Regions from separate parts of the Homo sapiens genome. Here regions 2 and 3 are each linked to region 1. The links are chromatin loops, found by intact Hi-C in ENCODE. Cell type or tissue: dorsolateral prefrontal cortex. All regions are shown on one strand.

Region 1 (8,000 bases):
AGATAGTCCAGAATATAACGGAACAAGAATCCATCTCTGTCAATGAAAAACCTTCCCTTGGAGTCCTTGGCTAGATCATTAGCCGTGTCTCTCTTTGGGGAAAACATTTTCCACAGGAGGGAATGAGGGATGCTTATCAATGTGGAATGGCGAGTAAAATAAACTTGACCCCCGACATTCAGCTCTACCACCTCAGGGAAGGAGTTGGGAACTGCGGACCCTTGTTCTCGAGGATAATAACGACTACAGTTTCCACTCAGAGCCATTGTCCCTTTCTTCTGCTGCTGCTATTTTGATTTAAAGGTGCAATCCAATGGAGTCACAGCCTTATCCTTTGGATCAACTTGTAAGAAAGGGAAAAGGATGCTAACTTATTAAAAAATGACCTCCTCTTATCCCAGTATTTTTCCCCCAAGAAATCAAAATGTATAAGAGTCCACAGGTGAAGTGATGCTGAAAAAGTAGTTTAAACCCTGGATGGTGGATGGTAGTGAGCTGCTACTTCATAAAATATAATCAACTCGTCTATATCCAATCTTCCATCAAGCTCACATGCAAGGCAGGCCAATTCCCCAGTTACTCAGATGTCCGTCTGAAGGAAAAGAGAAAAAATTATTTCCTCAAACCTGGAATGAGTCAGAAAAAGAGTCCTCTGGAGAGAGAGAGAGGGAGGGAGGGAAAAACAGAGGGAGGGAGAGAGAGATTATTTTACATAAGCAGCTCTGGAACTACTGATCTCAGCCATTCTTCAATTAAATCATAGCTTCTCTCATGCTATTTTGTGCCTACATGTTTATCTATAAGCCTCTGTCTCCAGCAATTAGTATGAAAAACAATTTACTTGTAAGTCTACATTAAAAAGAAACATGCAATTTTCAACTTCCAAATGGGAATTTTTTTTTCAGCTGGACAGGAAAAGCAATAAGTCTTAGAGCTTACCTTAGTGAGTGCTGGAGACCCAGTTCTTGTGAAAAAAATAATAATAACCATTTGTAAAGCAATCAAAATCCACAGCCAAACTGAGTCTGGATCTTGTCAAATCCCAAACAGGTAAACGACCGAGGTATCAATGAAAAGTGCCAGAGAGGTGTGCTCTTGGAAAATAACTATTATATATATGCATTTATATAAATGCCTATTTGTATTTATGTATGTATGTAGGTACATATGTGTTCATTCCGTATCTTAAGTTAAAACAAGTCGCAAAAAAAGTTAAGCCCTGATGAGAGGAGGTTGGGTTGAAGAAGTAAAGCAGAGAAAATATTCAACCAAAGCTTCCCCAGGGGAAAAGAAAAATGGAAAAAGAAATCTTTGGAAAGGATCCTTAGAAGAGAGTTGCAAGAGGTACCAGGACTTAGAAGCTTTTCAGAAAGCCCAGAAGCAGAAAGATGGAGAGATGTGCCCTGCTAGGGTCCCAGGTAGCCACCCCACCTGCCGGCAAGGGCAAACGGACTCCCATGTTCCCAGCCAGGTGGGAGCCGGTGCGAGCCAGAGGCCAACGCAGCGCAGAGATGCCGGCGGGGGGCCCGGGGCTCCGGCTTCTCTGGCGGCGGAGCTGGGTGGTTCCACAGTTCCCAGTGCAGTTCGGATGCTGTTGTTTCAGCAGTGCAGGCAAGAAACCATCCAGGGAAATGACTATTACATCATCTTAAAGGAATATGGCTTGGAGAAAGCGGAGGCAGCTCCGAGTCACGTCCTCCTCGGTGACAGGTTGCCAGGACTGCACGGGGACGCCGCGCTCCGGCGGTGGGCACGCGATTGCCAGGCGCGCGGGGCTTGGGGCGGGGACGCAGTGCTGCGCAGCCACTTCCCTCCCTGTCCTGTCCTGGAGTCTGGAGTTTCCAAGGGCCTTTTCCTTCTTCCTTGTCTTTACCTCCATCACCATCCCACAGCAAATCCCTGCCCCCTACCCAAGAGGTAAGTTGTGAGATAAACACAACTGACTTTTTATTTGAAAAATCTACAGATCTTCCCCCCTCCCCCCTCCTCGTTCACGGAATTCCTTCCTGCTGAAGGGCAAATATCCCTCTAATGCTTGTTTTAAAACACAGACACGCACACCAAATGACCCCAGTGTTCAAACTACACAGTGTTTTTTTTAATCCTTTGATTTAAACCATATTCACTCAAATTCTCCCTTTTTTTCCTTTTCTATTTCATCCGCCTGCCACCACAACCCCTAGCAAATAAATAAATATGAATATATATGTAAATAGGTAGATACATAAACACTCTCTCTGAAATTAATGATGCTCTTTCAAAATGAAGACGTGAAGCACCGGCACCCACAGAAAGCCCACAGTTTACATCCATAAGTCATTATCTTAGCTCACCTGTAAGAAATTGATACCTGCAACCTTTTTCTGGGGTTGTTTCCTTACTGCGCGTCTCTTTGGACGTGCCCCCAGCCCCTCCCAAGTCATCCCAAGAGGACTCTGGTGGAAGGCACTGCTGCTAAAAGACATTTTACTCCTGTTCCAGAGGGCTCCCTTAAGTGCATCATTAGAGTTTCAGGAAGGCATTTCCAGGGCAACCTAATCCACTAACAAAGTGCTTCCAGTTGAGCCTGACAGTCAATAATGGCCCAGCCAACAGCTTACAGTAAGTCGGCCATTTCCCCTTTAAAACACCAGTGTCTTAGGGCTCACATCCCTGATAAGAATATAGTGCTTGGTCAATGAATAATATATGTGAGGCACACGCCATCCCAAACAATTGCTATTTTTAAAAAGTGAAAAACAAAAATGGAGGTGAACTTAGGAATTATATACATTTTATGAGAAACGTGTTTATTGCCAACTCTTGCCCAAAAAATTAGCTTGAAGATACGCTCAACAGTAGGATAAATTAGTTTCTACTTTAACAATCTTTTCTTTCAATAAGCATTGGGTTACTGAACATATTCAGAGCGTTAGCTAACATTCCTACACCTGATTATATTTGACTTTGTTTCGTTAACTAATGCATTAACCTGTTCTGGCCTCAATCATTAGGATTTTAATGCTGGACCAAGCAAGATGTTTGTTATGTGATGCACTTATATCGCCATCTAGTGCCCTAAGCTATCAGTGCAGCTCTGTATCTGGCAACTTAATAGGGCCAAAACATTTAGATTTTCTTTTATTTTTAAGTTTTTATAGTGATCTAAGTTTACTTGGCATGCACTGCTCACCATGACAACAAAATAAATATTTCGTTGACATCAGGTCAAAGACAAAATAAATCTGAATTCAGACCTATTAAGTACTGGTTTTGGTTGTAAAGTAAGCAAATGTTTTATTTCTAAGAGAGTAGGTCAAAACGTCATGACGATAGCTTTGGAGCTCAGGTATGAAAACACTGCAGGGACAGTATGGCAGTAGGTGGAGAAACAGAGTAAGAAAAATTATAATCTTTTAGAGCTAAAACGGACTTGAGGAATGAAAATTAACTATCTCTTCTTAGAGATGCAGAACTGAGGAACAGAGAGGTTCAGCACTTCCTCAGGGTCACACGATTCCAGAGTAACAGGATGGGCTTTAGACCACTGACTCTTCAGGATAACCATCCTCATTTTAACCTTAGATATTCTTGAATAGGAATAGAGAGGCGGCAAGTTTAAGAAACAAGATTTTTTTTGAAACAACAAATTGCAAGACATTTTCTTGAAATTTGAAACAACAAATTTCAAGATTACTAAACATGTTTTTAAAAAGCACACCAAGAATTAATATTAATATTAATACTCTTAAAAAGAGTATTAATATTACTTTAAATTGCAGAGTTAAAAGATTTTATAATATAAAAGAAGAATATTCTGAATTTTTAAAATGAGGAGTTCTGTTCATTGGTCTGGGTTTTATAGGTTAGGTTACTTTTGAGACAAGTAGATTCTTAACCTTTTTTGGAAAATGGACTGCTTAGAGAATCTAATAAAACCTAGGAAATGAATCCACAAGCATAAAAGTTTGCATTCACTGTCAAGGCAGAACCTCTCAGGAAAGGCTGAGTAAAAAGAGGAACAGGTGCGGGGGCCATGTAGTTGATGATTCACATAAGCAGAATTCCTCAAATTTTGACTATGAAACTTCTTTTTGAAGTGAGATTACACATACATTCACAGAGACACACTCTGAGAATTGAAAAATGGAAAACATTCACCAGACAACCTTAATCTTGCAACCCATGATTTGATCATACCACCTGAAACATTTTGAATTGGTATTTTTCATAAACACTGTAAATATCCTGTTTTGCACAATTATATTGCATCATATTGTTAATTGTTGTGTGCTAAAACAGTTTGTTTATTATAGTAAGCAGTTAAAAATAAACACTTGCTTTGCTAACTCTATTTGGGCATATCTACTTTTTAATCTAAATGGAACCTCAGAAAAGCAAGATGGTCTAGGCCTCCCTCACCTTCTGAGAGATCAGGGGTTTGGTTCAAGATTGGCCTGAAGCCCATTCATGTTGGGGTTCATAGACCTCAGGTTAACATCCCCAGATCTGTACTCCTTCTTGTTTCTTTAGTCTCAGGGATGAAAACGAATGAGAGGTGAGATTAAAAAGATAAAAGACTTGAAGGAAATAAAGCAATACACTCTACAAAGAGATTTAAATAGTGCTAGAGTAAGCGAATGTCTCAGGGAAGTTGTCGGTAAGCCCGGCTGTTTGGTGCCTTAACAAGAGGCAAGAAGCCAAGTCTAGGCTGTAAGTGTATTCCTAGCCTTCGTGTCAGCAAATAACACCGCTAGTGTTATTATTCTCTCTTGGCAGCTCTCCGCTGAAACACTGTGGGATGGCACTCCCGGACTGAAGGCTGAACAGCATACGGCAACAGATTTCTCTTAGAGGAAGAGCAAGGAAGAATGCTCCATCCTGTTCTTTGTAATATTCAAGCATATAGCAAATCAAGACGTATGTTAGGTAAATTGTGAAATTGATAAAATATGTTTTCGCCTCTGTTTCCTGCTTTCACATGCACAGCCAAATATTGAAGGGTATATTCTCAAAAGGACTATTTTAATTTTGAAATAATGTGATCACTCTCTACATTCTCACTCCTAACACATCCTTAAGTTTTCTCTGCCCTCAAGCAGAGATAGCTTTCATGCTGACAGCCTTCGCTATCAGGGAGGAAACAGACCTCATAAACTTACTTATGCTAAGATGCTGCACACTCATCGTGTTATGTGCTCCCAAGGATTCCTGCATTATCACCATTATCTTAATAGCTGCTGTTTATGGAGGGATGACCATCAAGTCCTCACCACAGTCAGTCGTTATCCCTCTTCCAGTTCTGCCTGGCTGGCTGTGTGACTTTGAACAGGAGACTCATGTCTCTGAGCCAGGGTATGGTGGCAATAAAAAGACCTGCCTCGCAGGTGTGTTGCGTGGACTAAATATGAAGATGCATGTGAGCTCTCTGGCACATTCCATGGCTTTTAGCAAGTGCTTAATAAATGTCATTAGTGTTCATGCTAGTGGTTTAAAATATCTGTATTCATTGTTGTTAAACTCCAATTGAGGCATAAAGAAATTACAAAAGATGCCCAAACATAGAAATTGAGTTCTACATCCAAAATCATTACTCTTTCCAGTATGAAAATTCAGGTTAACACCATTGCTTGTTATAAATGTATTTATTATTCATGGGGGAATTTCAGGATTTGGTGAGGGAGATGGGGTGGCAGAGTGGGGAACTGAAAATAATCAGTATCGCAGTGGTTAAAAATGAAAATGCCACTGTCTTTTGCCAGACAAGATTATTTCCCTGGTAACCTTTCATTTATACTACATGGATTTATTAAGTGCCTATGTTGTGTCCAGCACACTTCTAGGTAGTTGAGATGCAAAGCCCGATTTCATATAGTCTCTGACTCAAACACTCACATGCAAATGCACACACAAACTCAAAATCCTACCAATGGGGGAAAAAATTTAAAGTTACATTGGCTGGGTAAGGTGGCTCGCACCTGTAATTCCAGCACTTTGGGAGGATGATGTGGGAAGATTGCTTAAGGCCAAGAGTTTGAGACCACGCTGGGCAACAGCAAGACCCTGTCTCTACAAAAATACATTAAGAAATAGAAAAATTAGCCTGGTGTGGTGGTGCATTCCTATAGTCCCAGCTACTTGGGAGGCTGAGGGGGGAGAATACCTTGAGTCTCGAGTTTAAGGGTGCAATGAGCTATGATGGTGCCTCTGCACACCAGCCTGGGCAACAGAGTGAGACCCTACCTCAAAAAGAAAACAAAGTTATAGATTCTTGGGCACTGCCTTTTATTTTCAGAAATATCCCTAGTGCCGTATTTAGCCTTTGGTGTTACATAGTTCACGTATGATTTTGACAAACCATTTAACCTCAGATGGCCTCTGCTTCCATATCTATAAAATGAAACCATCTCCCCTTAAAGAGATATCATGGCCAATGACAAAATAAAGATCAAATACAGCTGTCAAATCTTCAGACATTCTAGGAAGTAATTTGCTATGTAAGAAACAGATGAAGAAGGCAGCAAACAGTGATCTTTCTTGTTAACGTAAAGCCTGGCAAGAAAGAATTTGGATTAGACTTGTATAATCTAAAAGTTGGGAGTGGAGATCCTTCGGGGTCATCCACTGCAGCCTCAGATTCAGATAAAAGCTTCATAGCAGATGTTCAGCCAAGTCATTTCTCTCACAGTTTCTCCCTGAAAATACTCCTGATTTCCACTGTCATAAAATACAAATGAAAGCAAAAGCTGTCTGTATCACCATTGTGCCTCCGAACAGAATTCTACAGGATAAAGTTCTTCTAAGTGAACTATAATTTTGAGATTTGATCTTTAAAAAAAAAAAATTATGCTACTCTGAAAAAAAAGTACTGCTCTTCAGACATAAAGGCAACTTTACTGACTATATTCACAGGGTCTAAAATTTTTGCGGTGTGCATGTATGTGAGTGTGTACGCAAGTATACATTTCTGTAGTAGGTACAGATGTGAAGTCACATTTTAAATTTGTCTTCAAAACGAGGAAGCACTTTGGGAGGCAGAAGCGGGCGGATCATGAGATCAGGAGATCGAGACCATCCTGGCTAACATGGTGAAACCCTGTCTCTACTAAAATACAAAAAATTAGTCGGGTGTGATGGTACGCACTTGTAGTCCCAGCTACGGGAGGCTGAATCAGGGGAATCGCTTGAACCCGGAAGGCGGAGATTGCAATGAGCCAAGATTTTGCCACTGCACTCCAGCCTGATGACAAAGCGAGACTCTGTCTCAAAAAAAAAAAAAAAAAAAAAAAAAAAATGAAGCTGTTCTGGAACAAATGGTCAAAGTTAGGAGTGCACAATTTGGCCATGAAGTCAAGTAAAGCCAACTCCCACATATGTGTTTTAAAACTGTGATCTCATCAGCATGAAGCCTAACCAACAGAAATATACTTATTTCTGAAAATGGGTTGGCAAATGAAAAACATAGCTGCACAATTAGCTGCACGATTCTCATATAATTGGTTTTACTAAATCCACATGCACTATTTTAGGAATAGCCCTAAAAACAAGACGCCTACCTTTGCCTCCCCTGAAGTCCTTCACCTACAGCCTGTTGATCCATGTCGTGTTATTCCCTGTGGGATGTTTGTTAGCTAAATTGTATTACACATGTTGGTGGAGTCTTCTTTATGTCTGCTCTATGTACTATGTAATATATCTTTCGGTAAAGCAGTAGTGTAAACTGCAAGCCAGTAATTATCAACCTTTTATCTCCTACCTAGGGAACCCATCTTTCAAAAGGCGTCTTTGTTGTCATTCCATAATATGCAACAGATACAAGTGGAATGAAATCAGAATCAGCTTAGGTGTTAAGTTCAAAAATATTTATTTTTTAAAAAATCTTCCAGAACTTGCAATAATAAATATCTCAAATGTCTTTAGAATGCATTTTAATTTTTTTCTAAATAGTTTTATATATGTGTAAATGGAATTTGTGGAATACCCTGAAGCAACTTAAGGAAATAGAGTTTTAAAATCCTGTT
Region 2 (8,000 bases), 1.9 Mb before region 1:
ACTCTACTAGGAGGTGCATAGTCTGATCCTCATTTTACAAATGAGAAAACGAGGTCTAGGGTTGTGTCACTTTTCCAAGTTTCTTTAGTTATTTGCCAAAGGAAACATAGCTAGTAACAAAGCTGTGACAAAGATCCAGGTGATCCAGTTCCAAATCTCATCATCCCAGCTATTATATTAATTACTTCTCCAGATCTTGTGACATTCTAGTGGACTGGGAACATAGCTGGTCCTTGACTGATGCTTTTAGTTCTCTGTTGGAGGCCCCCATAACAAAGAAGTCCTAAGCTCCAAAACTTGCCAACATCTAAAAACAACTTACGCTTAAAAAAGAATTCAGCTTATAAATAGAATGTGCAGAACAGAATATTTAGAAATGTAGTTCTGATATCTAAAATTAGCCTTCCCTTCAAAACAGTATCACCCCTTCTGACTGTTTGACTGTTGTTCCTTGTCGTGGAGGCTAGCGCTATCTAAGCTGTGACTGACATGTCCTCTTCGTGCAATGCAGTCCTCTACCCTCTCCTTGACAGAGACATAAGACATCTCTTATGGAATTGGAGAGAAGGTGGTGGTGGGGCTTGCAGGAATCTGGGTACAACCTTTTGAAGGCACTATTTATTTGAATTCCTTTTTGGACCTCCAGGCCTGTTTTAGCTGCCTCTGTACATTTTGATTCAAGCTTCCTTTCTACTTATTTGTGAGGGTCTCCTGAATGCAAATAGCCTTCACAATCCTCTTGGATGGTCAGGGAGTTGTGATTCTCATGGGAAGGTCATTAGGATGGTGCTAGCCTCCAGGACATGTGTGACCTATAGCAGTCAAACCCTGACATCAAAAATGGCTCTCATTAAGTCGGTCGGTCATGCTAGCACTGATTCCAAGAGCATTAACACAAAATGCACATAGTGCACAAAACAGCCTCTGCAGATGTCTTTTGCCTTTCTCCCTAGGCCTTGGCTGGCATCCTTTTAGTCCTTATCAGGCTGCAGCTCTTGTCCATCCAGCAGTGACCCCATTTGCCTAATTAGTTTGCATCTGTGGGTGTGTATCTACCCCCCAAAAGAAATTGCATTTGAACTTCGGATAAACACCAGCAAGGAACACTGGAAGAAGATGTCAGCTCTCTGAGCCCTTTTGTTCCTGCAGAGGAGATGGAAGTGGGGGTCATTTTGGAGATCATATCCCTCTTCTTGTGGGACTCTGCTCTGTATCATTTAGAGTGAGGACAGGCAAAACCAGAAATAATCTCATGAAGAGAGAGTGACCTGGGGAATGCAAAATGATCATTGTGTTTTGATGTCAATGATCCAGAACCACATTGTAAGCTTCAGTTCTTTTTCAAGTGGCTTGGCTGTGTCTGGCAACTTTTGGAGCAGGGGTAGATTTGCTTTTTGGATTTCTCTGTGCATAAAACTCTCAGTTATCTTACTTCTCACCCCTACTTGTTGGACAGCAAGACCTAACCTCATGGTTTTTTTCTGGGAGGGCTTGACCCTGTGAGACAAACCCTCCTCCATCTCCAGCCCCATCCTAGCAAACTCAGCGGCACATCTCATTTGTCCATGCTCTCCAATCTCAACCACGTTGATAGTTGCCATTGAGAAGAGGGATTAAGGTTTTGGCTTAGAGTCCTGGGTTCTAGTCCTTATTGCCTTGGACAGGTCATTTGACCTCTGAGTCTCAATTCTAATCTTCAAAATGGGAAAATAGCAGTACTTCTGTCATAGGGTTGGGTAGAATTAAATGACACAATGTATGTAGCATGTAAAGTGCTTGGCATGTAGTAGGTGCTTGATACATGATGGCAATTATTGCTGGATGAGGAGTCAGAGATGCTTTTTTTTTTTTTTCAGTTTCCATTATACCTCAAACTAGTTTTGTGATCTTAAACAAGGAATTGAAACATTCTGAGTCTCAGTTTTCTGATCTGTAGTCTGGAGGCAAAAATAGCATTTTTCAGGCCAGGCATGGTGGCTCACACCTGTAATCTCAGCACTTTGGGAGGGTGAGGCAGGCAGATCGGTAGAGCCCAGGAGTTCGAGACCAGTCTGGGTAACATAGCAAAACCCTACCTCTACAAAAAATACAAAAATTAGCTGGGTGTGGTGGCACACGCCTGTAGTCCCAGCTACTTGTGGGGGTGAGGTGGGAGAATCACTTGAGCCGGGGCTGTTGAGGGTGCAGTGAGCCGAGATTGTGCCACTGCACTCCAGACTGGGTGACAGGAGTGTGACCTTGTCTCAAAAAAACAAACAAAAAATAAACAAGCATTTCCCTGCATACCTCACAAGGTTCTTATGATAATTTATTAAAAGATTGATAGCAGCAGCAGCAGCAGCAGCAAGATCTCATTTCAGTTTCAGATTCTGAGAAGCTGCTTTTGGTTTCTATGGTTGGCTACCTTGAGGTCCCAGGCAAGGCCCAGAGAGTTACTTTAAAAGCCCCCAAATCACTTAAAAGCCCTCAAGCAATTTGGGCATGGCCACAACCTGTATTTCCCCATTCAGAAGCAACAAGGTCTCCCAAAACAGATGTAGTTGGAAAAATTCTTGACAAAATTCCTCCAAACCAGAAATTCTCAAAACCAGACATGTTGGCGCATCAAAATCAGTTCCCAGCAATGAATCAAAGCCTTAGAATCTCAGGCACAGAAGCCAGATGGGAGCTCAAATCTTCAGGCAGAATATCTACGGCCTTAGGTTGCAATATCTGCTTTGAGTAGTGTTTACCAAATATCTCTATGGGTTGCACTAAAAATTCCATATGGTATATGTGTGGGAGAATTACACGGGAAGGATAAGTGTGGGATGCAGGATAGTGGTTGTGAGGGAGGTTGTGGGGAGGGGAAGAAAGAAATGGGACTGGGAGAGGCACACAGTGGACTTCAGTGGTATTGACAATTACTATTTTTAAAAAAGCTGAGTGGCAGGTATATGATTATTTTTATGATCCTGTATAATTACATATGTGTACAGACATATATTTCATATGTGTGAAGCATTTAATAATAAAAAGGGGAGAAAAGCAGAAAGGAGGCCCCAAATCCAGAAAAGATCCCACCTCGCTGCCTTCTATTTGTCAAAGTGTAGATCAGTGGGCATAGGGCCACCTGGGAACACTGTTTCTGCTTTGGTCTAGGACATAATCTAGGCCTGGAAAACAGTCTGCTCGATCATTTAACATTGCTCTATTTCAAGTAAAATGTCCTTGTATGATTTATTCTCCATGACACCAATTTGCTACGAGGATATTTGGAGTTAACGTCTCTGGTTTGGTCCTGCCTGCCAAACACATTCCCTAAGTGACTGTCTTTCATGGTCAGATGAGAGGTTTCTGGAAGTGCTAGTACTATCTTCTCTTAGCTAAAGAGAGAATCTTTTCTCTCAAGATATAAACAAGAGAAGCATCAGTGGCGGCAGCTGCTGGCCCGGCACTGCCCCGTGCCAGCTCGCTAAGCACTTGGTCCCAGCTGGAGAGACTTGATAGGACTTTGCCGTTCTGCCTGCCACAGCTGTTCACTTCTCAGGAAGGGAGTCCAGAAGCTATGTGGCTGCCTGTGTGGTCAGACGTGGGTGAGAAGATGAGGATGGATGCTTGCTCCTCTCATGGAAACAGATAACTTCCGTACCTGCCAAACCAATGGCAGAGGAGCTGGGAAGCTCACAGGCATTGCTGAGGCCTTTGAAGATGTTAGCTGAGAAAGGCAGACCAGCCAGCATGGAGCTGCCCTCCCTCCCACTCAGCGCCTTTCCTAGGCCAAGGACCAGGTGAAGGTGATTGTCAAAGGCTGGACAGTGGTCAGGAGCGGGCTGGGATGAGTGCTGGGCTTGTTAGCAGAGCTCTTAGCTTTTGAGTGACCTCTCTGGGTCCTACACTGTACTCCAGGGTCACAGTTAAGATATTTAGCAACCAGGATGGCATAGGCACCGGCCAATTGGAATGGAGAAGGGCTTTATTGCTGGAGGTCTTAGCTGCACCTGGCCTGAGCTTTTAGGTGCTGGATGGTAGAGCGATGGGGAGGACCTGAGGGAAGGACCGGGGTGTGGGTGTGGGCAGGCCTTGGGGAGCTCAGAGCATCCACTGTTCACCTATCAGTACAAACCTCTTTCAACATTCTACCAACCAGTGTTGCCACACTCCTGCTGGATGTCAGGGCTGAATGTTGGCTCTGCCATGCCGTATGAGAAAGGTGGATTGGAGCCTCACACTTTATGTGAATCAGAATCACTTGGGGATATTGTTAAAAACAGACACCCAGAACCCGCCTTCAAACTACTGAGTGAGACTCTCTAGGGCCCAGGCCAGGCTTACTACACTCCTAAGTCCTGAGTGTCCTGGATCAGCTGATCCCTAAGTATTCGGCTGCGACTTTCTAGGGGGTTATGAGGACTTGAGAGATGCGGTCCTGCACAGTCTCTGGAGGGAATGTGCCTAATTCAGGGGCAGGTCACGTGGGTGAGTGAAGCAGGCTGCTGTGGCGCAGTATGTTGAAGAATGAATGTTCATTTATTTGAAGCCGCCTTGACCCTGATCCAGCCGCCTGGGTTGCTGCTGCCGGGGAAGGCAGGCCTGGTGTGGACGGACCCCCTGACTTTTCAAGACACACTGGAGGTCACTGAGCCATGTTTTGAGTCAGTTCTGCATCTCATCAAGACACAGGTAGGGGCGCTGCTTTAAACTCTTCCTGCTCTGAAAGCCCTGTCTGTGGGATGGGTGAAGGGTGGAGGAGGTGAGGCGGGTTCCACACACACAGGGAAGGAGACAAGTCCTAAGTAAGGATCTTGATGCTGCTCAATGGGACCATTTCCTCAGGTATGGTCCTCAGAGTATGTCCCCAGCTGGGCATGACCCGCCTTCCCCACTCAGATGTCTCCCATTTTCCCCCAATCAAATCCTACTCTTAGCACTTTTCATAGCACCAAGATGCCAGAGTCTGACCACGGGGCAAAGGGGCACTCTTCCTAGGTACTGTCTGAACCTTAGTTGAGGGGTGATGCTCTCACAGGATGGAATTTTCACCTTCAGACTTGAGGGGCTGGGGTTCTACCTGGGATCTCTGGAATGTTCCACAAAGGAATAAATTCCTCTAAGTATTAAGTGAATTTGGGTCCATTGCTACATTTAAACCCAAATGCTGAAGATCTTTTCCTGCTTGAAATACCCTTTTTCCCACCACTTTGTGTATCTGACTCTCTCTTTTCCTTCAGGACTCAGCTTAGACTGTGTTCTACTTCCAAGACTAGTCTGTGTCAGTCTCCTTTTAGCACCACAGTCCTGGGCAGGCCCTTCTGTTAGAATTTCTTCACTGGAAATTTCAACAGCCTGCTTGCTTAAAAACATCCCAGTCTAAAATTTATTAGGTGTTCATGATGCCAGCACTGTTTAAGTCACTTTGTATCATTATCTCAGATAATCCTCATAATAGCCCATTGAGGTTGGCACTACACTGTATTATTCCTATGTAAGAAAACGAGGCTCTGAGAGATTAAGTAACTGGCCTGACATCCCATGGCCAGAAAGTGGTAAATGAAGACCTGAACTGTATTTGTGCGCAGCCGAGCGTTCTAGGCTCTTTCGCATTTGCAGCCAAAAATGCACTCTGCTGCCTCCTGGCAGTCCAGAGTCAGCATCCTGAAGTCAAGGATGGGTTTTTGGTTCATGGAGCAAGTCCCAAGTTGGGCTCTGAAGTCAGACAGTTTGAGACTGTGTCCTTGCTCTGCCATCATCTGTGGTTAACTTTCAAGCTTCAGTTTCCTTGGCTCTGAAATGGGGACAATCTACCTGCCTTATAGGGATATGGTGGAAATTACATGAGGGGATGTGTTTATCATCTTCCTTGCTGTGTCTAGCACACAGTAAATATTAAAAACATGTTGGGGCTGGGTGTGGTGGCTCACGCCTGTAATCCCAGCACTTGGGATGCCAAGGCATGAGGAGGCCAAGCCGAGGAGTTTGAGGCTAGCCTGGGCAACACAGTGAGACTTCATCTCTACAAAAAATAAAACAATAAATTTACAAAGCATGTTGGTGGAATGAATGAGTTAAAGCTGCCAGTGAAGCCAACTTTTACTTGGAAAAAACATCCTTTGTCCCTTTCAAACCCTCTTAAAACTCCACAAAGATGGGATTTTCTTTGGGAGAGGGTGAGTTTGATGCTGCACATGGGTGAAGAGACTGGAGGGAGTGGAGGTGGCAAGTCTTGGAGTTGTTTGCATCTCTCAGAGAGGTTATCCCAAAGAGATAATAAATAGATGGTGGGAGAAGAATATTTCATTTCATTTGGAAGGCATGGACATCTCCATTCCATCTAAGCACCCTGCTTGTCAGCCACAAAACTTAAAAATTAACTGGATACATTGCCACTGAGGGATAGACTAAATATTTGGTCGGCCAGTCATGCCATATCTGTGCCACTCTGAGTGTAGAGTAGACTGCTAAACATTGCTAAACTCATTGAGAGTGCTTTTTGGGTAAAGATGAGGTATAGGTACTTATATTTTGACAAATCACACAATGCCTCCCTGTCCTTGGGACTTTATCTCATTTCTCCATCTGGATTATTATATTTAGTTCAATGAGGCATGGATTTGGGCATGTTGATTTTGTGGACCTAATGGGTCAATATCTCATGTTTGTTTGGGTCCACAAACATCAGATATTGACCCAAAGTTTGTGAGATGTGGACCCAAACGTGATTGAGATAGCTAGAACAACGTGCTGTCATGTTGGCTCTACCAGCCCCAAAGGTCTGACACAATGGCAGTATTTTATGGGAGGAGTATGGTTTTGTTTTGTTTTATTAAGGTCTGGAAAAAGTCTGTGGACAATTCTGTTTGCCGAGTGTGTGAGTGGGTGTGTAAAAGATACATGTTTTGAATCCCAGGACTTTCAAGAACTATCTAGGGGAAAGGTCTAATTAGACATGCCCCTTCCTCCCTCCCTCCCTGCATCTTTTTCTTTTTCTTTCTCTTTCTTTCTTTCTTTCTTTCTTTCTTTCTTTCTTTCTTTCTTTCTTTCTTTCTTTCCTTCCTTCCTTCCTTCCTTCCTTCCTTCCTTTCCTTCCTTCCTTCCTTCCTTCCTTCCTTCCTTCCTTCCTTCCTTCCTTTCTTTCTTTCTTTCTTTCTTTCTTTCTTTCTTTCTTTCTTTCTTTCTTTCTTTCTTTCTTTCTCTTTCTCTCTCTCTCTTTCTTTCTCTCTCTCTCTCCTCTCTCTCTCTCCCTCTCTCTCTCTCTCTCTCTCTCTCTCTCCCCCTTCCTTCCTTCCCTCCTTCCTTTCTTTTTCTTTCTTTCTATGGCACCCAGCCTTAGTAGCAAATGTTATTTCTGCGTTAAAGTGCCCACATTGATGGGCATGCAATAAATGTTAAATCACAACAATTAAGTTTAATGAGAATTAATGGGTTGTCTCACAGCATTGCCTTGGCTTCCTGGGATGCCTCCTCTACCCTGATTACAAGGCTCTCCCTGGCTGGTCCTGCTCACGTCAGTTCCATCTTAGTGGGGTCATCTAATTTTGCCCCATTCTTCATCGCAGGCTCTGTCCTTCTTTCCTCACCCTGTCAGGGAATGTAAGGTTGCCCCACCCCTTGTCTCCTTTAGCCTCTTCCTGTGCTTTCCCTCAATCCTCTTTCACTCTTACTCTTATGCCTACTTTCTTTCCTCCACATTTTCTTTAACCCCTCCTCTTTCTCCTTCTCCTCTCCCCTGTTTTCTCCTCCAGCCTTCTTTGTCCTACCCTTTTTATAGCAGCTTTCCCCTAGGAAGCACTCCCACCCCAGCCTCGGGCTGCCATGTTCGCACTGGTGTTGTTGCCTTGTGAGTGAAATAGCTCATCTGCCCCAAGTGAGAAGAAAGCAGGGAAAGTCAGGAATATTGCAATGCAAACAATATATATCCAAATATAGATCCTAACCCCAACCCCATATAAAGTTGTTTTTTAGCATGTTGTGCTTTCTTTTTTTCTTTTTTCTTTTTTTAGACAGAATCTCACTCTGTCACC
Region 3 (8,000 bases), 1.0 Mb before region 1:
TTTTTAAAAAACAGATAATATGTGATAAAGGAATAACAATAGGCAATTCTATTAGTCAAGAAAGGCTGAGTGCTATGACAAGAGCAACGAAACATGTAAAATGCAATGCGATATACATTTATTTCTCATTGGTGAATGATGGTTGCATGTGGTTGGTGGTGGTGGAGCTCTCTTCCATAGTCATTTATACATCCAGGCTCCTTTTATCTTGTGATTCCACCTGCTCTAGGTCCTTTGGGTGATCTCTATTCTGCTGGTTGACAAGGAAATGAATGAGAATCGTGTCTTCAAGGTATTTATGAGCCAGACCAGTAAATGACACACATCAATTTATCTTACAGTCTAGTCTCATAGATGTATCTAATTGCAAGAAAGGCTGAAAAATTAATTTAGTTGTGTTCCTAGAAACAAGAGAACAAGTAGCATTTATTGAATGCTTACCTGTGCCAGGTACTGTTCTGTGTCCACTTTATGGGTCAAATCACTTAATTCTGAGAACAACCCTAAGAGATTGATACTTTAATTATATCATATTCCAGATGAGGACGCTGAAGCCCACCCAAGGAAGCTCTTTAACCTGTTTGAGTCATAGAGCTAGTGAACAGCTGAGCCAGCATAGGAGATCAAATAATCTGGCTTGAGAAACCAGCTTCGAAATCATTACACATTCTGCTTTTATACACATAAACAAGGTTTATGGAATCACTATAATATTCACTAAATGTAGGAAACAAACATGTTAATTTTTTTATATGTCATCTAAGCTTATAAGATCATAACACCTAGGATTGACACAGTGGTGGTATAAAGCAGTTATAGTATGAAATTCAGTCATAAGCAACAGGAGCCTTTAAAATGGGATTTGCCCTTTGGCCCAGCAATTCTACCGGTTTTTAAAGAAACCCTCAAATAAATACAAGAAGTTGTACGTAGAAAGACATTTATTATAATGTTGTTTAAAATAGCAAAAATGTGGAAACAACCCAGCTGCCTGATAATAAGTATAGTTTCAATAAATGTTGAGATATACACAATGGATTATTTTGTAACTACTAAAGATGAGGATGCACATGGATACTTATAAAGTATGTTTATTTACTATTTATAAATATGTAAATTACAAAATATTGTATATATCAGAAAAAAATATTTTTGTTTAAAAAGTGTATATTTGTATAGGAAAACCTTGGAAAAGACAGAAACAAAATGTTAATATTGGTTAATGCTAGGTGGTGAAATCTTTGGTTTTAAAAACTTTGCTTATTTTTATTTTCTAATACTTCTATAAAAGCATGCTTTCCCTGTCTGATGAAAAAAAGAAAGCAATAAAGCAGAAAGTGAAAATTAAAAAGAAAATACATTTGCTCAATGTAGAGAGTGCCAGTGAGATGTACCCATTTATAAATGCCATAAAACGTCAGACCATTATGAGGAACCATCTATTAAATTCATTTTCATGCATTCAATTATCATATGCTCATTCATCCTATTATCAACAAGAAAGACGCAACCTTGTTGTCAAAGAACTTATTTAGGAGGGAGAAAAGAGGCAAAAGATGTACCAAATTCTGAGAAAACAGCATTCAACGATATGCTTTGCTGGGGGCCATATTTTTATATGAAATAATTTAGCACAAATTGTGGCTGCTATCAATCACATTTAGTTGTCATTATCATCCTTAAGTTATTCAGTGGCAGAAAAACCATTCTCATTTTGCCAGGACCTTACCTCAAATGTCTGAGAATATTCTAAAGAAGCTTCTATAAGGGTCCATTCATCAGATGAGAGGGCCACTTGAGTAGGGCAGAAGCTTATAGAATTTCTTAAGGACTCTTATGGGTTAAAAATCTTCTGAAATATCTCCATGGATAACTTACTAGGAGGCCTTGAATTTCTTTTTAAATAATGGCATTTCCATTTTTCATGGTGTATATTTGAGCTTCTGGAGAGCGAGGCATCAATTTGATTTAATTCAATTCAACAGACATTTATTGTAATTGCATTATATTTATTATAATTGCATTATAGCATTTACCATCACTTCAGGAGGAATCTCAGTAATTAGAGACCTCAGCAGTCAGTCATTTTTGCCTTTTGTCTAAGTGTAGGATACCTCTGGGCCTCTGCTGACCCAGAATACTGTGCTGTAATTGTCTGTTTATCCCAGGAGACAATATCCTTGAGACCAGAGACTATGTCCTCTCATCACTCCAAGTGATTCCTGGAACATGGTAGGCACTCATAATTACCTTCTGGGAAAATCCACTCCTCATTCTTTTGCCCCTTTTTAACATTTAATTGCTCATTAGTATTTCTTTCAAAGGAATTGCTAGAGAATAGCTAGACAAGAGGAGGAATCATTGGTCAGTCATAAACATTTAATGAGATAGCTGAAGAAATTACAGTTCGGATTAGAAGATTATAGCACAATTTTAAAATTAGTACTTGCCCTCGTAGAGCTCATACTCTTACTGAGACAGTGCACATAGTCCCAGAAAAAATGCTTCAGATGTTTAACTGTATGTCACTGAAAAATTCACATTAATGTGTGTGTGTTAGATAGATAGATAGACAGATAGATAGATAGATAGATAGAGACAGATAGATACCCACACATTATTTAATATAAACTAGTATTAGGAAATTAGCTCAATAAAGCAGGTAAATAAGTGATGATTTAGATAATTGATGATTCAGATAATTACGTGACTTCTTTATTGAAGGAAAGTAGTTTTGTGTAGGCTTTCATTTGCATATGAAGTGTCCTAAGTAATTTTAATCACTTCATTCTTAGAAATGTATGGATTGTGGTAATATGAGGTTCATTTATAGGATAGTGGGGACATAACAGGGGAGACCTTTCACAAGGTGGGAATATAAAGTAACAGAGTAGTCAGATGTGGGTGTAGCTATTCTGGGTATGTGAATTTTGAAAAGGGTTTGAAAAAAGTCAAGAAAAAAACATTTCATTCATTTAGTCATTTATTTATTCAACAGATGCTTAGTACATATCTGGCATAGGAGAAAAAGGCATGGAAAAGTAGCAATAGGAAATGTGTAAATAAATGCATTTAGGTTTTACATAGACAAATTTTCTCCACTGAGGTTGACATATTCTGTGGGGGAGTCATAGAACGTCCTGAAATCGAGGAGTGCTGAATGAAATTAAGAGCTAGAAGTGTTGAATAATGGAAGAAACATCCGCATTGATGTCAGCAAGTCCTGGTTTTGAATCTTGGCTCTATTTGTTGAGCAAACTACTGTCATCTGTGAAATGGGGATAACAATTACCTTATATGGATAAGTGAAGCATTTAGCCTCCTAGAATAGCACCCTAGCACATAGAAATGTATAGCAAAAATTGCTTCTCTTCTGTCCTCTTTCTCTTCTGTAATGTGGCCCTTTTCATAGCAAGCTAATAGGGAGGCTTGGGGAACCAAACTTGTTACAGTGAACTCTAGGTGGCGCTCTAGCAATGTAAGAGAGGTTGTTGGAGGGTAGGTCTTTGTGAGAAGGAATGTGGCATATGCCAGGTGCCTGATTACCACATGAAATATGCCCCGTTCCAGCCTAACCTCGAGTAAGCTAGTAGGATTGGAGGGTTGGGGTTCTGTGAAAATACCCATACTCATTTCAGCCATGTGAAGAGCTGTATGTATTTTGTGTAAGACTGGTTAGAGGATCAGTAACACTGACCACTTCTTTCCAGAAGCACAGGAAGGAATGATCAGATGGGGAAGCACATGGACAGGTCATCCAAGGAGAAAAAATAAGTATTTATGCTGATCCTTTATTATCAGTGGTAGAAAAAGTCCAGCCTCATTTGCCATCACACTCTCTGCTGCTGCAACCAGAGGTGTGAGAGTCCTGTGAGAGGGAATGAATCTTTAGAAGGAACCAGGAAAGATGATGGATACAGGGGAAAACACAATATTTCTTTCTTTGAAAGGCTACAAGGGTGGGAGAAGTCGGCTTTAGACCAGCAAACGTGTCATCTGTGTCACCACCTCTCAATTTCATGCTCGTGGCAGACATTAATAATTGATTATGCCAATTTTCCCTGTTGAGATTAGAAATGACTACACAAACATTCTTGTCATAGCGCTCCAGACAACCATTAAAAAAATCATAGGAATTGACACATGTATGAAAGCTCAGCCATAGGCATATATAGCTATCCCACCCTGAGGTTTTTGTTTGTTTTGTTTTGCTTGTTATTTTTCTGTTTGGCTGGCAATGAAATCTAAAGAGCTGTCTTAGAAGATATGTTATGCAGATTTGCTGCAGTAACAAATAACCACACTGTCTTGGTGACTTAGAATAACAGTGTATTTCTGGCTTACATTATGTGTTGGGACTGTGAGTCAACTGCTGTGGCTCTGCTCTGCAATTCCTCATTGCTGCATGGCAGGACACAGGCTCAAGGAGCAGACCCAATTTGGGACATGCAGTTTTTATGGTAGAGGACAGAAGAACAAGAGGGTTGGCAGAAACAAGTGATGCCTCCTAATACTTTTGCTCTGATGTGTATGTCAAGTTCCTCACATTCTTCTGGTGAAAGCACATCTCAAGGCCAAATCCAACATCAACGCAGTGGGGATTGATAACCAAAATGAGTGACTGACACAGGTCTCAATTATGGAGGTTTACTAAGCCAGCTTTAGAATGCATCTGAGGAAAATAAGTGCCACAGACATAACTGTGGCTATTTTTCCAAAGAGGTTGTCAGGAAGTTTAGTATTTATACATTTCCTTAAAGGTGTGGAAGGCATGTAGGAAGAGGGGCAGGTGGGCAGTAAGGTGAATAGTTACATTCCTGTGAGACTTTGGTCAGTGCCCAGTAAATCTACATTTTCCATGAGATAAGGTAAATTTCTGAAGAGAAAAAAGGAAGTAAAAAGAGTCAACTATGCAGACATCTCTGGGTAGGTTGAAGAAATGAGTCTTGAATTTGTTCTGCACTTGGGAAAATAAGCTTGTGATGAACATTATCAATGTGGGTTTTAGGAGCTAGACTTAGATCGTAGACCTAAAGTTACAGTTGGCATGTCCTTGTTTATGGGAGGCCAGCAATTTATTTACTTGTGAATGATCTGTGGGGGCAGCCCTTTGCAGATGTCTGAGGCTTTTACCTTTTCATGAGGATCTTGCTGATGCACAGCGTTAGTAACAGCTATTTCTTTGGAAGAGGGTGTTGCAATGACTCAGCTTCCTCTGGGTTTAAGCATCCTTTTGCATAAGAAGTTTGGGAGGTCCTGAGATTTAAAATTTTCCTTTACAGGATGTATACTCCTTTTAGGGCAGGGATACTGCAAGAGACACAGCTGTGGTTGAGGATATATCATCCTCTTACAGGATGGAGAGGAAATGATCATGCAATCTACCACTGAAGATCCCTTCCTTGTAATCTTATTAAGGCAGCATAAACCATTTATGCACCATAGTTGGTAACTAAGCACCTTTCAGGATTCTTCCTCAATGCCAATGAAGACAGAACCTATGGAAATCTGAGGTCGAGCATCTTCTAGCAACTCATTCAAGTTCTCAGATTGTGGGCTAGCACCTTCTCTTTAGGAAACTTCTCACTACACTCTAAATAGCATGATCTAATTAGACCAGCTAACTTAAGCCAAAATTCTTTACATGACCTGTGCACTGGCTCCTGTTTAGTTTCTAAACACTTTTGACATTCTTCACCAGGACCTTTATTATAGGACAAAAATATTGCTTGAAGTTAGGAACATACTATGTTTTCTTTGCATATGCTCTTCCCTTTGCCTGGGATATGTTTCCTGCTAGGAAACATTTGCAAAGCTTACCGTCTTATCCTATGTACACACATAAGTGTGGCATTTGTCATTCAGCAGGCTCTAGGATGGCAAATCTGCCACTTTTTTCCCTAATAAGAAAATCTTTGTAAGCAAAAAAAAATAATCTTGGGTGTCAATTGAAACAGAAGTGAACCAATGTTTCAGCAAAAGAGCACAGACACATTGTTCTCATTAATCCTAATTTGCCATCCCCACCAGGGACGATTTGAGTGCCAATTCTTGTTGCAAGGAAAGCACCCAATTCTCTATTTCCCTGAGACCTTCCAGCCAGGGCAGTAGCTGACTTCAGCACTCCCTCTGGGCTTGACAGCAACTGAAGGAGCAAATGTACTTAATGCTTGGGTTGACCAATGAGTAAGTTACACCATTTTGAGTGACAGCTATATAATTCTCCAACAACTGTACACCTTACTCAAATAAAAGAACATGCTACAATCACAGGATTGAGGGGCTCTGTCACCTTACCATAAGAATATCGGCCTGTGACCCTCTTTCCTTTCTATACTCTGAAGAGCTGAGTGTTTGACCCTCAGTTACTTGTGTATATATATATATGCTTTTATATACATATTTATGCAGCAATAACAAGAAAGAGAATGGCTCAGTGAAATGCTGATAGTCTGCTAAGGTCACTGAAAGTTGTGCATCTATCTTCACTTCCTGCATCATAATATTATGGTCCTGTTACATTTCCCTTTGATACAAAATATTACATTTCTTTTTACTTAACTGATAGGTGGTTGGAATTGTTGTTTTAATTTTGCAAAATCCACGAAGAGGACCAGTCTCAATATTCTGGAGGAAGAAGAGGACATACTGAGGCCACAGCTCATATAAATACACATTGCCTTGGAAAATACCCTCATCATCCTCAGGTCTCAGCTGTGATAACACTTCCCCTGGGTCATTCTGAGCCAGGTGTCCAGCTATGCGCTTCTATGTGTAGTTTGTGCACTGAATGGGTAGACTCTATTTCTTGAGGCAACGTTTCTTCAGTGTTTAGTCTACTGGTTTGGATGTAGACTAGGTCTTCAGTAAGTATTCATGGAATAGATGGCATAAATGAATTCTTACTGCAGTTGCTTGTTCTTGTCTTGTAGACCAAGGAAAGATCTTGGGTTGGACTAGGCCACCAAGAAAATGGAAATGGGAGTTGGAACGCTTTTTAGGAAATACTCTGACCAAAGCAGACATGTTTAGAATGCAACATTTTTTACCGCTCTGGGCTTCTCCTTTCTTTATAAGGAAGTACTCTAGTGTGGTAGTTAAGGGCAGAGACTAATGACTGACATACCTGGTATTAAGTATTTACTCTACCTTTGGTTAAGAGTAAGGACTTTTTAAGCAAGTTGGTTTAAAACCTCTAAGCCTCAGTTTTCTCAACTGTAAAATAGAATAAATAATAATACCTATCTCATGGAGCTGTTGTGTTGAGTGAGATTGTGAGTGTTTGGGCCAGAGTAAGCACTCAGTAGTTATTAGTTGTTAAAGTTGATATTGCTAAGAATTAGTATATTTCTGATTTGATTATCAGAATAAGAAGAGTCAGGAAAATGAAGTAAAGCTACTAAGTATCTATGAGCAGATTTCAGAAGGCCATATGATTAAAAATTATTGGTAACTTATATTCTCTTGCATATAACCTTCCACTACTGACAACAAATTAAGAATACTCCATGTAAATATAATCAGTATTCAAATAAGGGTGTCTATTTTCCACTCGCTTTGTAGAAAAGTAGCATAAACGTAAATGCAAAGACTCTGAAAGCAGTGTGGTTGGTAAACATTACACTTCCCCTACCCCTGTCCTATTCAGATCCCAAGGTTGGTTATGTTTTAAAAACACACTTGCTTTATTAATCTGATTTAAGATAAAGGAGGAGTTATTAATTATACATAATGCTTAGGCTAGCTTGTAAGAAACTGACATTGTGGCCTTTGTTAATAGAATTGCTTTCTTAGTGATTACTCAGTAGGGGGTGATACTAGGTGCCCTTTGTTGCAATAGAAACGATGTTTACTGCCACAGAAGACAGGTAGCTGTGGCCTGAATGGACTTTCTCCTTTCCATAACTGTCCTGAGAGATGCTGGGTCAGCATTTCCGACCTTTTTAAGAGGCAAGTCTGCTCTATCTTCTCAGCTGTAGGTCAATGAGAGTAGATTACCT

The links. A loop is a pair of places that touch in the nucleus more often than their neighbours do. Peaks named below come from ENCODE experiments on the same cell type or tissue, not always from the same donor. Only the 100,000 strongest peaks of a DNase experiment are listed, where the experiment ranks them.
Region 2: it touches region 1 in a loop (3-fold over the local background); 15 of 110 quality-filtered maps call a loop at or near these places.
Region 3: a loop joins it to region 1, with 8 times the contacts of the local background. A loop is called at or near these places in 24 of 110 quality-filtered maps.

Annotation. Positions count from the first base shown.
Region 1 is chr5:144,198,981-144,206,980 of GRCh38, reverse strand. It overlaps KCTD16 (potassium channel tetramerization domain containing 16), which reads right to left. Exons shown (of 4, transcript NM_020768.4): 3 at 1-592. The coding sequence starts at 266. Among named protein-coding and RNA genes, the nearest start is that of KCTD16, 32 kb to the right of the region's middle. In dorsolateral prefrontal cortex, CTCF peaks have their summits at 2,841 and 3,049 (motif pointing left); DNase peaks (open chromatin) are centred at 1,610, 3,060 and 4,730; H3K4me3 peaks cover 2,655 bases; H3K27ac peaks cover 2,090 bases; H3K27me3 peaks cover 1,401 bases.
Region 2 is chr5:146,063,836-146,071,835 of GRCh38, reverse strand. LOC107986458 (a long non-coding RNA gene) reads left to right here and starts at 4,378. Exons shown (of 4, transcript XR_001742913.2): 1 at 4,378-4,662. It also overlaps a transcript of SH3RF2 not described here. RefSeq lists an enhancer at 2,292-2,401. In dorsolateral prefrontal cortex, no CTCF peak of the experiment used is centred here; a DNase peak (open chromatin) is centred at 3,466; H3K27ac peaks cover 1,189 bases.
Region 3 is chr5:145,233,561-145,241,560 of GRCh38, reverse strand. It overlaps a transcript of PRELID2 not described here. Among named protein-coding and RNA genes, the nearest start is that of PRELID2, 600 kb to the left of the region's middle. RefSeq lists an enhancer at 7,521-8,000. In dorsolateral prefrontal cortex, a CTCF peak has its summit at 3,453 (motif pointing right); no DNase peak of the experiment used is centred here.